2 separate regions of the Mus musculus genome follow, and region 1 is linked to region 2. A link is a loop called in an ENCODE intact Hi-C map of the cell type or tissue named here. Cell type or tissue: gastrocnemius. All regions are shown on one strand. Links, peaks and the distances in the headings refer to the core of each region. The heading gives the core; the rest is flanking DNA.

Evidence for each region. Peaks named below come from ENCODE experiments on the same cell type or tissue, not always from the same donor. Only the 100,000 strongest peaks of a DNase experiment are listed, where the experiment ranks them.
Region 1: it touches region 2 in a loop (5-fold over the local background); 32 of 42 quality-filtered maps call a loop at or near these places.

Annotation. Positions count from the first base shown.
Region 1 is chr5:86,189,674-86,192,173 of GRCm38, forward strand. All of the region lies in intron 1 of Gnrhr (gonadotropin releasing hormone receptor), which reads right to left. Among named protein-coding and RNA genes, the nearest start is that of Gnrhr, 7.0 kb to the right of the region's middle. In gastrocnemius, for the core only: CTCF peaks have their summits at 1,313 (motif pointing left) and 1,826 (motif pointing right); a DNase peak (open chromatin) is centred at 1,316; H3K4me3 peaks cover 509 bases.
Region 2 is chr5:86,399,323-86,416,034 of GRCm38, forward strand. Tmprss11a (transmembrane protease, serine 11a) reads right to left here. Exons shown (of 9, transcript NM_001033233.2): 8 at 15,155-15,297; 9 at 11,088-12,601. The coding sequence ends at 12,440. Among named protein-coding and RNA genes, the nearest start is that of Tmprss11d, 34 kb to the left of the region's middle. In gastrocnemius, for the core only: no CTCF peak of the experiment used is centred there; no DNase peak of the experiment used is centred there.

The sequences.
Region 1 (2,500 bases), core at 1-2,500, 220 kb before region 2:
AAAAATCATCAATAATTGGCAAAAAATAATCAGTGAAATTTTGAGAATAGGACATTGAGAAAATATCAAAGTATCACCTCCTAGACACTTACTCATCATAAAGAGTAAGACAACTTTATAATGGAGAAATAACCATGTAATTACCATCAGAGGACAAGTTGACATCATTTGTCTCCTTAGACAATGCATTGAGATGAAACCAACATTACATCTTCAGTGTGCTTACTTAAGCTATAGTATAGATAAACCTAAAGTGGGGAGCAATTTGCAAATGGCCCATTGTCTTCAAAAGTATCACTCTTATAAAACATGGAAGGAGACAGGAACAGTTCCAGGGAAAGGGACTTCGGTAATGGCATAGAAACCACCGTTTAGCCTTGTGTTTCCTTTTGTTAAAAAGATCAGAAATTGGGGAAGGTCTGGGAGGATTGGGGGAGGGGGAAACACGATCAAAATACATTATTTAAAAGTTATTTAAGTACAATTTTTTTTTTCAAGAGCAGGAAACCAATTAGGACGACAGATGAAATTTGAATTGGGCATATAGATTAGATGATAGTACCTTCTAGGGGCTAATTCCTCATTTTAATACCCCTGTTGTGGGGGTGTATGAGATCTCGTCGTCAACACTTGGTAAAGAAATACCATATCCCCAACTTTTAAACAACTCGCAACCATTGAAGAGCGGCGACAGCTGTGGTGGTTTGCATGAGAATGGCCCTCACAGGCGCTTCTATTTGCAACCCTACTCCCGGGTAGACTGTTTGCAAGGACGGAGGGATGCGGTCTTGCTGGAGGAAGTGCATTGTTGAGGGTGGACTATGAGGTTTCGAAAGCCCACTGCAGGCCTAGTCCTTCCCCAAATCTTTGCCTGCTGACTACAGACAAACTCTCAGCTCCTGTTCCAGAATGACGCCTACGCGCTTTCCACCGAGAAGATCATAGACCTGCTCTCGAAAACTGCAAGCAAGCCCCAGCCCAGCACTTCCTTTTTAAAGAGTTGCCTTGGTCACAGTGTCTTTTTACAGCAGTAGGACAGAATAGCACAGAAAATGTTAATACTTGGTGACATATAGGTTAAAGGTAGCCAAGAAATCGTCAAGCCCTTGCAACCTTGCTCTGAGTGTGAAATCCTCTTTTAAAATGATGTCTTTATTTTAAATTAAAAAAAAAAAAACCCAGCTTGAATACATTCATGAAAACGTTGTAAGTCATATTCGAAAATGAACTCCAGGGTTGGAGTGTTGGATACTTAACAGTGCTGAAGTTCCCAGCTTACAACTGCCCTAAGCTGTAGCTTCAGGGGATCTAGTGCCCTCTTGTGGCCTCCATGAGCATACCGCACACAAATAAAACCGAGTCCCAAAAAACAAAACAAAACAAAACAAAAATCAAAATTCTAGTAGACATGCATTCTTTTTTTTTTTTTTTTTGACCCATAAAGCACATTTTAAAAAATGTTTGTCATTTTCAAGCATCCTTTGGTAACATTGTGCAGATACAAAGAAGAGAAGAAACACATTAAAAAAATCTATAGCAAGTAAATTTGAACAAATGCTTTTGATATAATCAAATGGTGGCTAATATGCTATATTTTTTCCATTGAATAAGATATTTTAGTTTTCTTTGCAGTTCGTTCTGGATTTCTTTACTCTGGAAGGTTATGGGGTAGAAGTGGAGTGTGCTTTTTACAAAAAGGATTATGAAAAATGCTTTTTCTTTGTGGAATAGAGAAACAATTTGTATCTTATATTTGTACTTACAACATTGACATTTCAATTTCAGATCTTTTGTCAAGCGGACAATAAAGTTTAAATTAATCCACTAGAGGGCAGCAAAGGATCATACCATCATCCCCAAACCAGCAGCCCCAAAGGAGTCAGCTACTTTTATCCTAAGATCCAGGTTGATTTTCCCCTACGTTATAATCGGAGTTGATTGTTATCTCATAGGCCTTTTTGCCTTGGCTTGATTTAAGCCGCAGTTTTAAAGCAGATCAATATATATTTTTCTCTCTTATTCTTGTTTCTGTCAGTCTCTGTTTTACCACAATCAAGAACCCAAGGTTTCCCTTCCTCACAAGCAACTGAAGATACTTACTTCTTCTTGAATATGATATTTTGTCCACGTCTGGGAATGTAATAAGTGGATAATATGGATTTAATGTAATAATCATAATACATACAGACTAATTATTTTTACACTAGAAGTTCAGGAAGGTATATGGAGATTCAAATATTACCTGTAAATTTCATTTCTTTTAGCCTTGGTTTGATCTCCTCCACCCCCGCACTGTGTTCATTCCGGTGATTAACACAGAGACCCACTTCTCTCTCAGCGGTTCCTTTGTCCTTGGATCCTGTCTTCAGTTTCTGTTTATTTTTTTTTTCCCTTCTCCATGACTCACAGTCTTATCAGTGTTTGTTTCATTTTGCTATAATCCAGAACATTCTGTTTCTTGTTTTTGGAGGCAATTGAAGAGATGAATTTGTTCTTAGAA
Region 2 (16,712 bases), core at 7,052-9,551:
TGTGGAAATGCCGAATATATATATATATAAAGTTCTTATAGAACCCAAGACTACCAGCCCAAGGATGGCATCACCCACAGTGGGCCTTTCCACCTTTGATCACTAAGTGAGAAAATGCCTCACAGCTTGATCTCATGGAGGCATTTCCTGAAGGGAGGCTTCTTTCTCTGTGATAACTCCAGCTTGTGTCAAGTTGACACTCAAGACCAGCCAGTACACTACTTCAGTGAATAGGGTGAAGAGCAGTCAAGGAAGATGCCCTATAACAACCTTGGGCCTCTCCATGTACATGCACATATGAGCACATGCACACACATGCACTCACACACATAAGAACAATCATATACACATTCACGAATACAATGAACACACTAAAAAGCAAGCTTAATACTAATTCTTAATCACTCATATAAATAAAAAGGCAGTCTTAAATGGATAACTAAAATTTATGAATATAACCCAGACACTTTGCATATGCCAGCAAGATTTTGCTGAAAGGATATAGCTGTCTCAAGTGAGGCTATGCCGGGGCCTAGCAAATACAGAAGTGGATGCTCACAGTCATCTATAGGATGGAATACAGGGCCCCCAGTGGAGGAGCTAGAGAAAGTACCCAAAGAGCTGAAGGGGTCTGCAACCCTAATATGAACTAACCAGTACCTCCCAGAGCTCGTGTCTCTAGCTGCATATGTAGCAGAAGATGGCCTAGTTGGCTATCATTGGGAAGAGAGGCCCCTTGGACTTGCAAATTTTATATGCCCCAGTACAGGGGAATGCCAGGGCCAAGAAGTGGGAGTGGGTGGGCAGGGGAGCAGGGCCGGGGGGATAACATTTGAAATGTAAATAAAGAAAATATCTAATAAAAATAAATAAATATATAGATAGATAGATAGATAGATAGATAGATAGATAAAGTGAATTGTAAAATAACAACAACAACAAAAAATCCCTGTTATATGTAATTTATATCCCCTTGCTTTGATGAGCTCTAAAGACATAGATATTGCATAGAATTATCAGTTTTATTTCTATGGTTGCTATTAGGAAATGCCAACAGGAAAAGGCTTCAGAGGAAATCATGTATATTGAACATGGCTTCCTGCAAGTGCCAAACTGTGAAACATTTGAGACACAGAGCAAGAAGAGAGAATACTGATAGATTCAGAAAAGAGATAAAAGGGATTGTAAAGATCTGCAGAATGAACATGTGCTTGCTGACCTAATTTCTAGATCTATGTATCTAGAAATCTCACATATGTTCCTGTATGGAGCTATGGATAAAGATTTTGAAATAACAAGTGCTCAGAAATGGTGTTGTCCTACATGAGGGGATGCCTGTATTTCCTGCTCTTGGCATAGGTTAAGAGCAGGGGGTGTTTAAGGAACATTCAAAATATGTAAAATAGGACCATTTCAGTTCAAAAATTTAGTAAAAGAAATAATAGAGAGAGGAGCTAGGTAACACAAGAAATAGGTTTCTTGACTTACTTAGCCTTTCTTTAAATTTTTCTTTCACTAAACAATTATCTAAAACATATTGAGTATAGATTAAGTACTGTGTGAGACAAAAATAAATAAATAAAGCAATTCCTAAGACTTAAGGAATATGAAATACTTTAAGAGCTAATACACTATCAAAAGATGGCCTAGTCAGCCATCACTGGAAAGAGAGGCCCATTAGACCTGCAAACTTTATATGCCCCAGTACAGGGGAACGCCAGGGCCAAAAAGGGGGAGTGGGTGGGTAGGGGAGTGGGGGTGGGTGGGTATGGGGGACTTTTGGTATAGCATTGGAAATGTAAATGAGCTAAATACCTAATTAAAAATGGAAAAAAAAAGAAATATAAGACAAGGCAAAAAAAAAAAAGAGCTAATACACTTACATAAAAACTACAATGGAGAGCTAAGGGTTAGAAATAATTTGGAGAAAGAGAAAAATTACTACAAGAAATTTGTATAGTGATCAATTTTGCCTGAGACAGTAAGAGGAACATTATATGCAAAGATAAAATTTAATCTTAGATTGGTGTGCTTGCTCCTCCCCAACATCCCACATTCTCCCTATCTCCCAGGAGATCTGCTGTAACCAGGGACATAGATGAGGCCCTCACCTGAATAACCACTCCAACTGGGGCCCCAACAGAGCCCAGTATATATGAGACCTGTACCCCACCATGTGACCTCAATCTCCTTTCTAGTCTGTACCACTGCCTGGTCAGATCAGTGTGTCTGCTCCCCTCTCATATACCAAAGCCTGCCTATCTCCTAGGAAGTCTCCATAACCAGGTCACAGGAGGACTGCCCTAACCAGGGACACAGGAGGATAGCTTTAACCAAGAACAGAGGAGACCTCCTCTAATAAGGGACATAGCAGGCCCCCCTAACCATAATCAACACGGCCTGCCTCCCATGAGGCCTGCTCTAAACCAGGTCACAGAGCTCTATTTGCCTCCAAGGAGGCAGGCTCCAGACAAAGATACCCAGGCCAATTAGCAGAGACAACCAGTTGATGAGAAGCAAGTGCAGGATCATAAGCAATAGAAGTCAAAGTATTTTGGCATAGTCAGAACCATCACACACCTGAAAAGCATAATGTTGACCTAATATCTCATCTCATGAAGATAATATAGGCCTTTAAGGAGGATATAAATATCTCACTTAAAGAAATACACGAAAATACAAACAAATAGGTAGAAGTCCTTACAGAGGAAACAAATCCCTTAAAGTGATACATGAAAACACAATCAAACAGATGAACGAATTGAACAAAGCAGTCCAAGACCTACAAGTGGTAGTAGAAACAATAAATAAATAGAGACAACCCTGAAGATGGAAAACCAAGGAAAGAGATCAGGAACTACAGATGCAAGTATCAGCAATAGAATAAAGAAATAAAAGAGAGAATCTCAGGTGTAGAAGATACCACAGAAGATATTTAAACAATGATAAAAGAAAAAACAAAGTGTAAAACTATCCTAACCCCAAACATTCAGGAAATTCAGAATGATATGAAAAGACCAAACATAAGAGTAATAGGAATAGAAGAGAGCAAAGGTTCCCAGCCCAAAGGGCCAGAAAACATCTTCAACAGAATCATAGAAAGAAACTTCCCTAACCTGAAGAAATATATGGCCATAAATGTACTAAAAGTCTACAGAACACCAAATAGATTGGACCAGAAAAGGAAAATTTTCCATCACATAATAATCAAAACACAAAATTCACAGAACAAAAAAAATATTAAAAGCAGTAAGGGGAAAAGGCCAAGTAACATATAAAGGCAGACCTATCAGAATTACACCAGACTTTTCACCAGAGACTATGAAAGCAAGAAGATCCTGTAAAGATGTCCAGGATGTCTGTTAAAGAACACAAATGCCAGCCCAGGATATTATTCCCAACAAAACTCTCAATAATCATAGATGGAGAAACCAAGATATTCTGTGACAAAACCAAATTTAAACAATATCTATCTACCAATCCAGCCCTACAGAGGATACTAGAAGGAAAACTAGAATATGAAGAGGGTATCTACACCCAAGAAAACAGAAGAAATTAATCATCTCACAACAAAACCAAATGAAGAGAAACATACACACACACACACACACACACACACACACACACACACACACACCACCTCCAACAACAAAAATAACTGTAACAAACAGTCACTAGTCCTTAATGTCTCTCAACGTCAATGGACCCAATTCTCTAGTAAAAAGACATAGGCCAACACACTGGATACATAAACAGGACCCAGCATTTTGATGCATACAAGAAGCACACCTCAATGACAACGAAAGACACTACCTCAGAGTAAAAGGCTAGAAAAAGTTTTCCAAGCAAATGGTTTGAGAAACAAGCTGGTGTAGCCATTCTAATATCCAATAAAATGGACTTTCAACCAAGAGTTGTTAAAAAAGATGGGGAAGGACACTTCAAACTCATCAAAGGAAAAATACACCAAGATGAACACTCAATTCAGAACATCTATGCCCCAAATGTAAGGGCACCCACAGTTGTGAAAGTAATGTTGCTAAGGCTCAAAACAAATATTGATCCTCACACAATAATAGTGGGAGACTTCAAGGCACCACTTTTATCAACTGACAGGAACAGAAACTAAATAGAGACATGGTAAAACTAATAGAAGTTATGTACCAAATGGGTTTAGCAGATGTATACAGAACATTTCACCCTAAAACAAAAGAATATACCTTCTTCTCACCACCTCATTTTGCCTTCTCCAAAACTGACTATATAATCTCACACAAAACTAGCCTCAACAATCCAATACATCCTCTCAGATCACCATGGATTAAGGCTAGACATTAATAACAACAGAACCACAGAAAGCCCACATACTCATGGAAATTGAACAACTCTCTACTCCATGATAACTTGGTCAGGGAACAAATAAAGAAAAAAATTAAAGGCTTTCTAGAATTCAATGAAAATGAATACCCAAACTTATTGGTCACAATGAAAGCTGTGCTAAAAGGAAAATTCATAGCACTAAGTGCCCTCCCAAGGAAATTGGAGAGATCCTACACTAGCAACTTAACTAGCACATCTGAAAGCTCTAGAACAGAAAGAAGCAAACACACACTAGAGTAGTAGAGGGTAGGAAATAATCAAACTCAGGGCTGAAAGCAACCAGTTAGAAACAAAGAGAATGATACAAAGAATGCACAAAAAAATGCTGTTTTTTTTTAAATCAACAAGATAAGTAAACCCTTAGCAAGATAACTAAAGGACACAGAGACAGTGTACAAATTAACAAAATCAGAAATGAAAACAGAGATATAACAACAGAAACTGAGGATATTCAAAAGATCATCAGATCCTACAACAAAAGGCTACACTCAACAAAACTGGAAAATCTAGATGAAAGGGAAGTTTTTCTAGACAAATTTCAGGTTCCAAAGTTAACAAACATAGGGAAAACTATCTAAACAGTCCCATAAGCTATAAAAAATAGAATTCATTAAAAACCTCTCAACTGCAGGGCATGGTGGTGCACGCCTTTAATCTGAGCACTCGGGAGGCAAAGGCAGGCAGATTTCTGAGTTCGAGGCCAGCCTGGTCTACAAAGTGAGTTCCAGGACAGCCAGGGCTATACAGAGAAACCCTGTCTTGAAAAACCAAAAACAAACAAACAAACAAACAAACAAACAAAAAACAAACAAAAAACTCTCTACCAAAATAAAATGCCCAGATGCCCAGGGCCAGACTCTTTTAGTGCAAAAGTGTACCAGACCTTCAAAGAATAGCTAACACCCATACTTCTCAAACTATTCCACAAAATAGAAACAGAAGGAACACTACCTAATTCATTATATGAAACTACAGTTACTATGATTCCTATCCCACACAAAGACCCAACAAAGAAAGAGAACTTCAGATTAATTTCAATTATGAATATCGACGCAAAATACACAGTAAAATTCTTGCAAACCAACTTCAAGAGGACATCAAAACCATCATTCACCATGATCAAATAGGTTTCATCCCAAGGATGCAAGGTTGGTTTAATATACTAAACTCCAACAACATAATACACTATATAAACAAACTCAAAAAGAAAATCACATGGTCATCTTATCAGATGCTGAAGAAGCATTTGACAATATCCAAAACCCTGTCATGTTAAAAGTCTTGGAGAGATCAGGAATTCAAGGCTCATAACTAAACATAATTAAAAAAAATACAGCAAATAAACAGCCAATATCAAACTAAATGAAGAGAAACTTGAGGCAATCCCACTAAAATCAGGGACTAGACAAGTCTGCCCACTCTCTCCCTATCTATTCAATATAGTACTCGAAGTCCTAGCTAGAGCAATTAGACAACAAAAGGATGTCAAAGGACGCAAATTGGAAAGGAAGAAGTCAAAATATCACTATTTGCAGATGATATAATAGTATATTTAAGTGACCCCCACATTTCCACCAGAGAACTCCTAAACCTGATAAACAACTTCAGCAAAGTGGCTAGATATAAAATTAACTAAAACAAATGAGAAGCATTCCTTTATACAAACTATAAGCAAGTCTGAGAAAGAAAGTAGGGAAACAACACCCTTCATAACAGTCACAAATTCAAATTAATATAAAATATCTTAGTGTAACTCTAATCAAACACGTGAAAGATCTGTATGACAAGAACTTCAAGTTTCTGAAGAAAAATCGAAGAAAAGTTCAGAAGATGGAAAGATCTCCCAAGGCCATGGGTCAGAAGGATTATCACAGTATAAATGGCCATCCAACCAAAAGCAATCTACAGATTCAGTGAACTCCCCATCAAAATTCCAACACAATGCTTCACAGACATGGAAAGAACAATTCTCAAGTTCATAAGGGAAAAGAAAAAAACCCAGGATAGAAAAAACAATTCTTAACAATAAAAGAACTTCTGGGGAATCACCATCCCTGACCTCAAGCTGTACCACAGAGCAGTAGTGATAAAACAACAACAACAACAAAACTCCACGATATTTGTTTTTACCAAACGAATAGATCAATAGAATAGAATTGAAGACTTAAACCCACACACTTATGGACCCATGATCTTTGACAAAGAAACCAAAAGCATATAGTGAAAAACGGAAGCATCTTCCACAAATGTTGCTGGTCTAACTGTCGATCTGGATGTAGAGGAATGCAAATTGATCCATATTTATCTTGTACAAAGCTCAAGTCCAAGTGGAGCAAGAACCTCCACATAAAGCCAGATAAACTGGATCTAATAGAAGAGAAAGTGGGAAATAGCCTCGTATGCATGGAAACCTGGGAAAATTTCCTGAACAAAACACCAATGGCTCAGGTTCTAAGATCAACAATTGACAAATGAGACCTCATAAAAATGAAAAGCTTCTATAAGGCAAAGAACACTGTCAATCGGACAAAATGGCAACCTACAGATTTGGAAAGATCTTCACTAACTCTATATGTGTTTGAAGGCTAATATACAAAATATAAAAAGAACTCAAGTAGTTAAATTCCAAAAAATTAAATAATCCAATTTAAGATTGGGGTACAGAGCTAAACACAGAATTCTCAACAGAGGAATCTCAAATGGCTGAGAAGCACTTAAAGAAATGTTAATCATCAGGGAAATGCAAATCAAAACGACCCTGAAATTCTACATTACACAATCAGAATGGCTAAGATTAAAAAAACAAAACAAAACAAAAAAAAACCCTCAAGGGCCACTACATGCTGGTAAGGATGTGGAGAAAGAGGAACACTCCTCCATTGCTGGTGGGATTGCAAGCTGGTACAACTACTCTGGAAATCAGTCTAGCAGTTCCTCAGAATTTTGGAAATAGATCTACCTGAAGACCTAGCTATACCACTCCTGGGAATAAACCCAAAAGATGCTCCACTGATACCACAAAGACTCATAGCAGTCTTATAGGTGATAGTCAGAAGCTGGAAACAACCCAAATATTCCTCAACTGAAGAATGACTACAGAAAATGTGGTTCATTTACACAATGGAATACTTTTCAGCTACCAAGAACAAAGACATTATGAATTTTGCAGGTAAATGGATGGAAGTAGAAAATATCATCTAGAGTGAGTTAACCCAGACCCAGAATGACATACACGGTATAAGTGGATATTAACCAAAAACCCATGATACAACTCACAGATTGTAGGACGGTTAACCAGAGAAGGAATTCCTAAGCATGGATATCTGAAACTCACTTAAAAGGGGAACAAAACAATTATGGGAGGCAGAGGGAGGAAGGAACCTGGTGGGAGATGGGAGGGGAAAAGGAGGGACAGGATTAGGTATGTCGAGAGAAAGGAGGGATACACAGAGGGCCAGAAGTGTTGTATACCAGCCCGCGGCCTACTTGAACTGGGTACACCTGGGAGGCAGGCTGGGGCTGAAAGAGACTAGACTGCGAGAGAAATTAATGGAGACCAAGACACGATTCTGTTCAAGGCCCGCCAGTTTACTGAGTGTGCTTATAAGGGGGAAGGCCCATCCCCCACCAATCCTTTCTTGGAGCCAGTCAGTAGGAGAGGATGTTCCTCTGGAATATCTCCTTGGCCTCTCAGCAGGTAGCAGTGTCTTGGAGGTGCAGTGGCCTCTGGTGGAACAATAGAGCCATCTAGGCAGGAAGGCTCCACCCTAGGTAATCTCTTCAGTGGCAGCAAGGTCAAGGTCTGGATCAGCCTGTTTCAGGCTGGGAGAGGTTACACAGAAGAATGACTAATGTGAATCTTTGAGTAGTAGGGAGCAGGAGAAACCTCTAGAAAGTCCCAGAGTCCTGGGATGTGAGAGGCTACCTGGACTCAATGGGTAAGACATTAGCCCAACAATGAGGAGATTTAACAGGAAGAGATCACCTCCAGTAGACAGGCACTATCCCTAGTTAAGGCAGGGGCCTGTTCACCCATCTTCAAAAATTTTAACCCAGAACTGTTCCTATCTAAAATAAATGGAGAGGCAAAAATGGAGTAGAGACTGAAGGAAAGGCCATCCAGATTGGCCCAACTTGGGATCCATCCCGTGCACACATACCAATTCCTGACACTATTACTGAGACCATATTGTATATGCAGACAGGAGTCCTCTGAGAGGCTCTATCAACAACTGACTGGGACAAAGGCAGATACTTACAGCCAACCGTTAGATCGAGATTGGGGACCAATATGGAAGAGATATGGGGAAGGACTGAAGGAGCTGAAGGGGACTGCAGCAGTGTCAACTAACCTGGACCCCTCAGAGCTCCCAGAGACTAAGCCAAAAACCTAGGAGCATACATGAGCTGGTTCATGGCCCTGGGCACATGTATAGCAGAGAACTGCATTGGATGGCCCCAGTGGGAGGGGATGAGTTTAATCCTATGGAAACTTGATACCCCAGAGAAGAGGTAGGGGTGGGTGGGCAGGAGGGTGAACACCCTCTCAGAGGTGGAGTGAAGGAAGCAGGAGGATGGGGTAAAGAATTTGGGGAGGGGGACCAGGAAGGGAGGCAACTTTTGGAATGTAAATAAAATAATTTAATTAAAAAATATATGCTTTTGAAAAAAATCTTAGTTTTCTATAGTAAACAAAGCAGTGTGATCAAAAAGGAAGCTGATCTCAGAAAGGAAGAACGGTGGGACAAAAGAGGATGTGTTCATGAGGGTCAGAGTCCCAGAGCAGTAGCAAAAGACAAACTCTGCTGATTGGCACGGGGCTGATTTTCAGGCAAAAGTCATATCAATGCTATTTTGATGGAAGGGAACCAAATTATGGAATCACACAACTTGGTGAAAACTCACTAAGTGAGTATCACAAGGAGATCTGAAGGCTGGGAGGCCAGCAGTGTGAAAGTGGGTGGACATGGGTAATAGCAGTGACTAGTTGAATCATCTTCTGAAGGACATTACTTACTAGATTACAGTCAACTTGGTACTAGATGTTTCATAAAATCAATAAAACGACTCCATTACAGCTAGCAGGGGTGAGTGTTGCTTTATGAACCTTCAGTCTAAGTTATTACTTAGGTATTTCACTGTATGTATGTATGTATGTATGTATGTATGTATGTATGTATGTATGTATGTGATTATGACAATAAAATATTGTTTCTTCCTGTGTATTATAATCAAGCTAAATGAATTGGCAGAAATCCTGCCCTCATGATCTCTCTCCACACAGTGAGCTCAGAGTATACCTTTCTGCCTGAAATGTGCTGTATGGCACCAAGGGAGGATTTTAATGATATTTTTATTCTTTGCAAGTTTTGCACATTTCTATAATGTGTAGTTATCATACCCACCCACAACTATCTTCCTTCACCTCCCCCTACCTGCTTTTCTCCTCAGCTTCACATCCTCTGGGGATTTAACTTAAAGTCTCCCACTTGAAAGAGATAGAAACTCTCCAAGCTAACTTGGATGAGCCTGAATCAGAAGCAGCTACTGACAAGTATTGTTCGTTCATCCATCCATTGCTGCTTGACAACTGTACTGTACATTTTGAATACTCAATGTCACTTCTTTGAGTTTCTGATATTTCTAAAAGTGATCAACTGCCTTCAAAATAGCAATTCTTCTGGGACACAATTTCATCCCTTGGAGGATATTTGCTAATGTGTAGAGCTACTTTTGGTTATCAAAATTTGTGGGAAAGGGGTGCTACAGACATGTAAGAAGACTTGCTGAATCCTCTGAACTGGTTAGCTCCTTACAATCAAGACTAGTTCCAGACAAAGCTTCAATAACACCAGGGCTAAGAAACCTTGTTTTCTAAAGAATTACCCTAACTAGTTATCTAAAGAGTGTGATTATTTTGTTGGATTTTTTTATTTTCTGAGATAAAGTCTCCCACAACCCAGTCTGGCTTCCAGTTTCCTGAGTAGCTGAGAATGACCTAGAATTTTTTTATGAGAATTTTTAAAAAATCTTTTTTATTGGGTATTTTCTTTATTTACATCTCAAATGTTATCCCCTTTCCTGGTCCCCCCCTCCCGAAACCCCCTATTCCATACCCCTCACCTGCTTCTATGAAGCGTTCTTGCACGCACCCACCCACTCCTGCCTCCCCACCCTAGAAATCCCCTACATCAAGCCTTCACAGGACCAAGGGCCTCTCCTCCCATTGATGCCCGACAAGGCCATCCCCTGCTACATATCCAGGTGGAGCCATGGGTCCCCTCATGTGTACTCTTTGGGTGGTGGTTTAGTCCATGGGAGCTTTGGTTGTTTGATATTTTGTTCTTTCTATGAGGTTGCAAACCCCTTCAGCTCCTTCAGTCCTTGCCCCAACTTCTCCATTGGGGTCCCTGTGCTTAGTCTGATGGTTGACTGCAGGCATCTGCATCTGTATTTGTCAGGCTCTGGCAGAGCCTCCCAGGAGACAGCTATATAAGGCTCCTGTCAGCAAGCACTTGTCGGCATCCACAATAGTGTCTGGGTTTGGTGTCTGTATATAGGATGGATCCCCAGGTGGGGCAGTCTCTGAATGGCCTTTCCTTTAGTCTCTGCTCTACACATTGTCTCCATATTTGCTCCCGTGAGTATTTTGTTCCACTTCATCAGTTGAAAGACTTTCTGAACACAGACTCAGAGAGACTGTATATGCTCTGATCACCAACTTTATTAGATTTAAAACATTATTTGTTCCCATACAACCATGAATGAAATGCTGCAGCAGACAGTTTGGAGCGCATTATTTACAACTCTAAGACCACTTTCTGAATCTTAGCATTAGAAACACAATCATAGTTAACCACTGTAATGCAGAAAATTTATGTGAGAATTTATTACATATATGAAGAAAGAACCTTGCTTTGAAGTGAGTAGTGGTAGTAAGAGTTTCCTAGTTTGAAAACTGATCCAATAGCACTTAGTGAGAAATGTCCTAGGTACACCGATTCAATAAATACAGCAGCCATAAACAAACTTTGCAAGGAAAGAGGGCATGTGAATTTGACAACTAAGGATGCAAATTGCATATAACTTTGTTAAGCTGTTTTATATACCTTAACTTGAAAATTTAGACATCTCACAGGCAAGAAATTATCCAATAAAGCCTTCTTTAGGTCTATTGTGGGCAACAATGTTTCACTTTCCTGATGCCTTCATGAGTCTGTTTGTTTTTACTTCCTGGACATAAATTCCCTGTAGTTTTCCATTATTTGACCTTAAGATAATGCTGGACAAAAATCTCCCCCTGGCGACCAAAATATGTAAGTGCGCATTCAAAATATCTTGTACACCTATCCTGGAACAGCTCAGTCATCATCCCTGTCAATTTTTCAGGATAAAAATTATATATTGATCAAGTACCATTAATCAGTATTTCTCTTATGTATCTCTATGCCATCGGGATGGTGATATGAGTGTTGTATACATGGTAGTGTTTCTAAAAATCATAAAAAAAAAAACAGAAAAAATTCCCAGCAAAGTTTAAACTAACTTCACTTTATTTTGCCACCAAATTTTGATATAATCGTCCCTTCTAAATTCCCTGATATGCATTTAGAAGTAACAAACTTATTTCCTGTGGTGGAAAAAACTGGAAAATCTAGAAGAAATGTAAAGAAGACAAAAAGATGTGTATGAACTCTAGATAAATCAAAGGGACTTGTATGAGCACCTTGACGTCTCTGAAGATTCAAAGCGTTTTTTACTTGAAGGGTACCCAGAAAAAACACATTCTAAAACTCTCCCAGGCCATCTGTAAAACCACATAATGCATCCCATGCACCCTTGCTTTAAAGAGATGAAGGATCTTTACTGCATTTTTCAATGATAAATCAGCCTACACCTTCACAAATATGCGATTCTGAAATAAATCATGTGTTTCACATTGCTAGGTCCAGCCATTTAATCTCATTTCATTGTGCCAATGCCACCAAATGGATGTCTGAATTCTTACATGCATATAACCGACACGCTACGGTTTTCTTTAACATCTATCTGTAGCGAGTTAGAGACCCGTTTTCGAAGCAATCCAGTGTCGGTAATAAGTCACTTGTGTGTACACCCCAGGCTTGTTCTTTTGACCACAGTTGTCTCCCCAGCTCACAATTCCAATGAGATACCAGGTATCTTTGTTGTCTCTTATAACCAATGGTCCCCCAGAATCACCCTGAAAATAAACGAGAAAAACAACTGGCTAAACAGTTTATCATTTACAAAAGTTTGATGAATCACTTATTTATTCTAAGCATGTGTATAGATTACCAACACTAAATAAGAAAGTAATGCCCAATACATACAAGCATTAGACCAGTACAGTAGAAAATGCTCAAACATAGCAATATGAGACAAAAAAAAATCTCCAAATTACAATTGAGGTCATTTTGTGTTGTCCATCTACTGCTGGACATGAGATGAGATCTGACCTGAAGTGTGGTTTGTATACCAATGAAACTCTGTTGAGGCAAGTAGTTTTTCCTTTGGGATCTGTTGTCAAATGGAGATAGCTTCTCTCACCTAGTATGTTATGTAGTGATCTGAATATCACCTTAAGAACCACGTCCAACCCTGCCCTCCCCAGTGTGCCTGGTAGTGATTACAACTGGAATCTTTATTAGATCAAACTCTTAGCTGAGCTCCAACCAGAAACAAAATTGCAAATCTGCACTAAGTTGTGAGCATTTACTTTTTGGCAGGCGGGATTTCTCATCAACAGTTCTGATGCTTTTTGGTTTGTGCTTGGATCTTGTTTACTGAGATGTTTGGTGGAGAAATCCTCACTTTTACTCGTTCTCTTTCTCCTTCTTCTTCCCCTCCTCTATGTTAGGGGACATTTATTGAATTCTAGATAAGCATTTGGTGATATAAGGAAACCAAGTTGATGTTTGTGTGTTGTGGATTGTCCTTGTGCTGTTTGTATTTCGGTGCTAATTCTGCTTCCTTAAAAGGGGCTGCCACGACTAAGAGTGGTTCACATAGTCAGGTGATTCCATGTGAACCTTCCCCATTTTAACTCGGAAATAAGGACAGCAAGAAGCCAATCCTTAGGCAGAGAATAAGGCTGGATTTCTGGGTCCCAGGAGGAAGAGGAAAAGGAAGAGGAAGAGAAAGAGAGAGAGAGAGAGAGAGAGAGAGAGAGAGAGAGAGAGAGAGAGAGAGAGAGAGAGAGAGAGAGAGAAGGCTGTGGAGCAAATAGGAAATAACAGACTTGTAATTCCCAGGGACTGATAGTTTGTAGCTGTCTGGTGTTTTCCATCCCCTGTGACTAAGGTGAGCAGGAGAAAGGGCATAGCTGCAGAACAGCCATTAGAGGTTTATCGAAGCTAGCGGGGGTGGGGGGTGGGGGTGGGGGGCTGAGTGAGACAGCTGGCACTGGGCAGGGAACAAACTGAGACCAGATTGGCTTGGGAAATCTAGCCATCGGTGCTGGGTGAGACTGCCGTTGCCTTCACTGGGCAAAGAGAAAGTGTGCATTTTAAAATTATATGCTACATGGATGCTTGTAATTGTGTATTATCAGATGCTCTGAAGCCCTGATCATGTACCCGGGTTACCATGCCTGTTCTCCAGCACTTGAGCCACTTTTTTTCAGCGACTTTTTCTATGAGTAGGGGCTTTCTTATACTTCGTTGAGTCCAATTCCAGTGAGTCCTCTGGTCCACAAATCTTTCCACGGGTCTCTGAATTATCATCCCCCGTCTGCTCCAAGCCTTCTGGTGAGCTTCCGCTCACTTCTTCCCATCTCTTCCTTAAATTATAGCGGTCTCCTTCCACACTCTTGGCAACAGAGGTTAGCTATGGATTAGATCCCACTCTGGCCTGACCTGTGTGTTACAAACTTTTGTTCTTTTTCTTTCCTCCCCCACCCTAACACTTGTTCATTCTGTGTCATTTGTGGATTTGTGGGCAGGGCCTTTTGTCACCCCATGCTACCAAAAGTCTCATCATTTCACCGAGTAGATTTACCTCTTTGATATTTACAAGGGTTTCATCTCAAAAGAATTCTTGCATGTGGAAAGAAACAGACTCAGATCTTCATCAGAAAACACACACAACACACAGATTCTGGAAGACTGGGAGAGATGTCATGAAGAACAACAGTAGGATACTGACGGGTATACCTAATCAAGCTTTGCACCCCATTAAATAGCCCTCTCACCTGCCATTCTGCTTCTGCTTTTTTGGGGTTACCGACTACAAATTACAGTAACTGGTCATGTTATAAATGTAGACGTCTTCACAGTTGTAAGTATTCTCTCTTTCTTTTTCTGTAACTGCATAATAAGTGCTACTTATTTTTTAGGTCTCATTAAAGTATCATTTCTCTGATGTTTGTTCCAAAAAAAAAAAAAAACAAACATTTTCTTGAAGGGGAGACTACTTCTTTTCTATTATATTCTAGAGCTTCCGCAGTTCACTGTACATGATTGCTGCCTTTGTAATTTGTGAGCCTGTTGTGTAAGGCAACATTACAAGACTTATCCTAAGAGCTTCTGGACTAAGACATTTACATTTTGTGTTTGATAAGGTCAAAGAAGCCTTTGCTTGTTTCAGGTTGTTCAATAAGAAAACACTTAAGAGTCCTTAGGTGCTATGATACTAACACATTTGGAAATGTCAGCGTGTCTGTTTCCCACGTGACTGTAAAGAACATAGAGTATTTCCTGGGGTAGGCAGAAAGATTTTGACTTAGTGACTTTGAATTATTTTCTCTCCAACCTACCCTGCAGGCATCGTAATTTCCTTCCAGAAATCCAGCACAGAACATCCCACGTTTTATTTCATTGCCATACACGTGTCGCTTCTTGCAGATGTCATTGCTTATGATTTGTACTCTGGCTTCACGGAGCTCATTTTGGGATTCCCCTTAATGGGAAAAAAAAGAGACAAAAACAAAGCATTCTCAGACTTTTCAATAAGTCTTAGATGGATTGAGGAGAGGAGATTCTTTGCTAATCTTCTTCATTCAAAAGTTGTTTACATAGAGTAAGGCTAGCATGAGCAGTCCTAGAAAAAAAAATCAACTAAAATATAGCACGTGCCATTAATACCCATAAAAACAGAGTCGTGTATCTCTAAAAGTTTGATACCAGTTTGTTCTACAGACAGGATTACACAGTGAGACCCTGTTTCAGCAAACAAACAAAAAAACAAACAAACAAACAAATGGATTGTACCATTCATTTTAATAAATAACTAGGATTGCCAATTGTTTTCTGGAAAACCTTTGAATCTTTACTTTAAGAAATAACTTATTTTTTTATTAATTTTGATTTATGTGTATTGAAGTTTTGCATTCCTGTATGCTTGTACACCATATCCTTGCAGTGTCTGTGGAGGTTAAAGGACTGGATTCCTTGGAACTGGAGTTACATATGATTGGGAGCTGCCGTGTGAGTACTGGGAACAGAACCTAGGTCCTTTGGAAGGACCTGGGTGCTATTAGCGGTGCTACTTATCAGTGCTATTAACTGCTGAGCCCTTCAAACTAGTCTTTATTTTTAAAGACAGCATTCTGTTTTTTTTTTTTTAATGAGTGTTGTGTTTATTGATTTCAGATTGTTTCTAAAAATTTACATGCTTAGTTGGTATTGTTTCTTGGCTTGATAAAATACCTCTTAAATAATGTTCACTCAGTCCTGTACATTTACAAAGATCTTATCTGTATATGATTCTGTTGTGTGAAAAATGGCTTTGTCTCAGAAAAATGTAGGGATCTAGCCTAAGCTAGGTCCTTATGACAGGCAGAAGCAGAGGAAACTAAGAACACCACAAACGTTCTGGAATTCTTTTTCTCAGCTATGGACTAGATAGGAAATCATGATACTCTGATTGGCAGAACTCCAGCAGGGCCTCAAGATTCGTGTGTTATCTCTTTTTCTCCAAGCATGGATGGGATGGACTAGGTGAAAGTGATGAAAATAATTTTTATAATTAAATTTAAATTATAGGTGTCAAAGTGTTGAGATTTTTTTTTCTTTTTTTGGTTTTTAGAGACAGGGTTTCTCAGTATAGCCCTGGCTGTCCTGGAACTCACTTTGTAGACCTGTCTGGCCTTGAATTCAGAAATCTGCCTGCTTCTGCCTCCTGAGTGCTGAGATTAAAGGTGTGCGCCATTATATAAAATAATATCTTCAAACAGATTGACTTTGGCATAATCAAACTGGAGATTTTCCAAGGCAGACCTGGTCCAATCAGGTGAGGTTTATAATTTCTCCATGTTTGCTCGCACATGTTTGCTGAGGAGGCAAGCTCTATAGCTGCAAGAAACAGAATGTAAG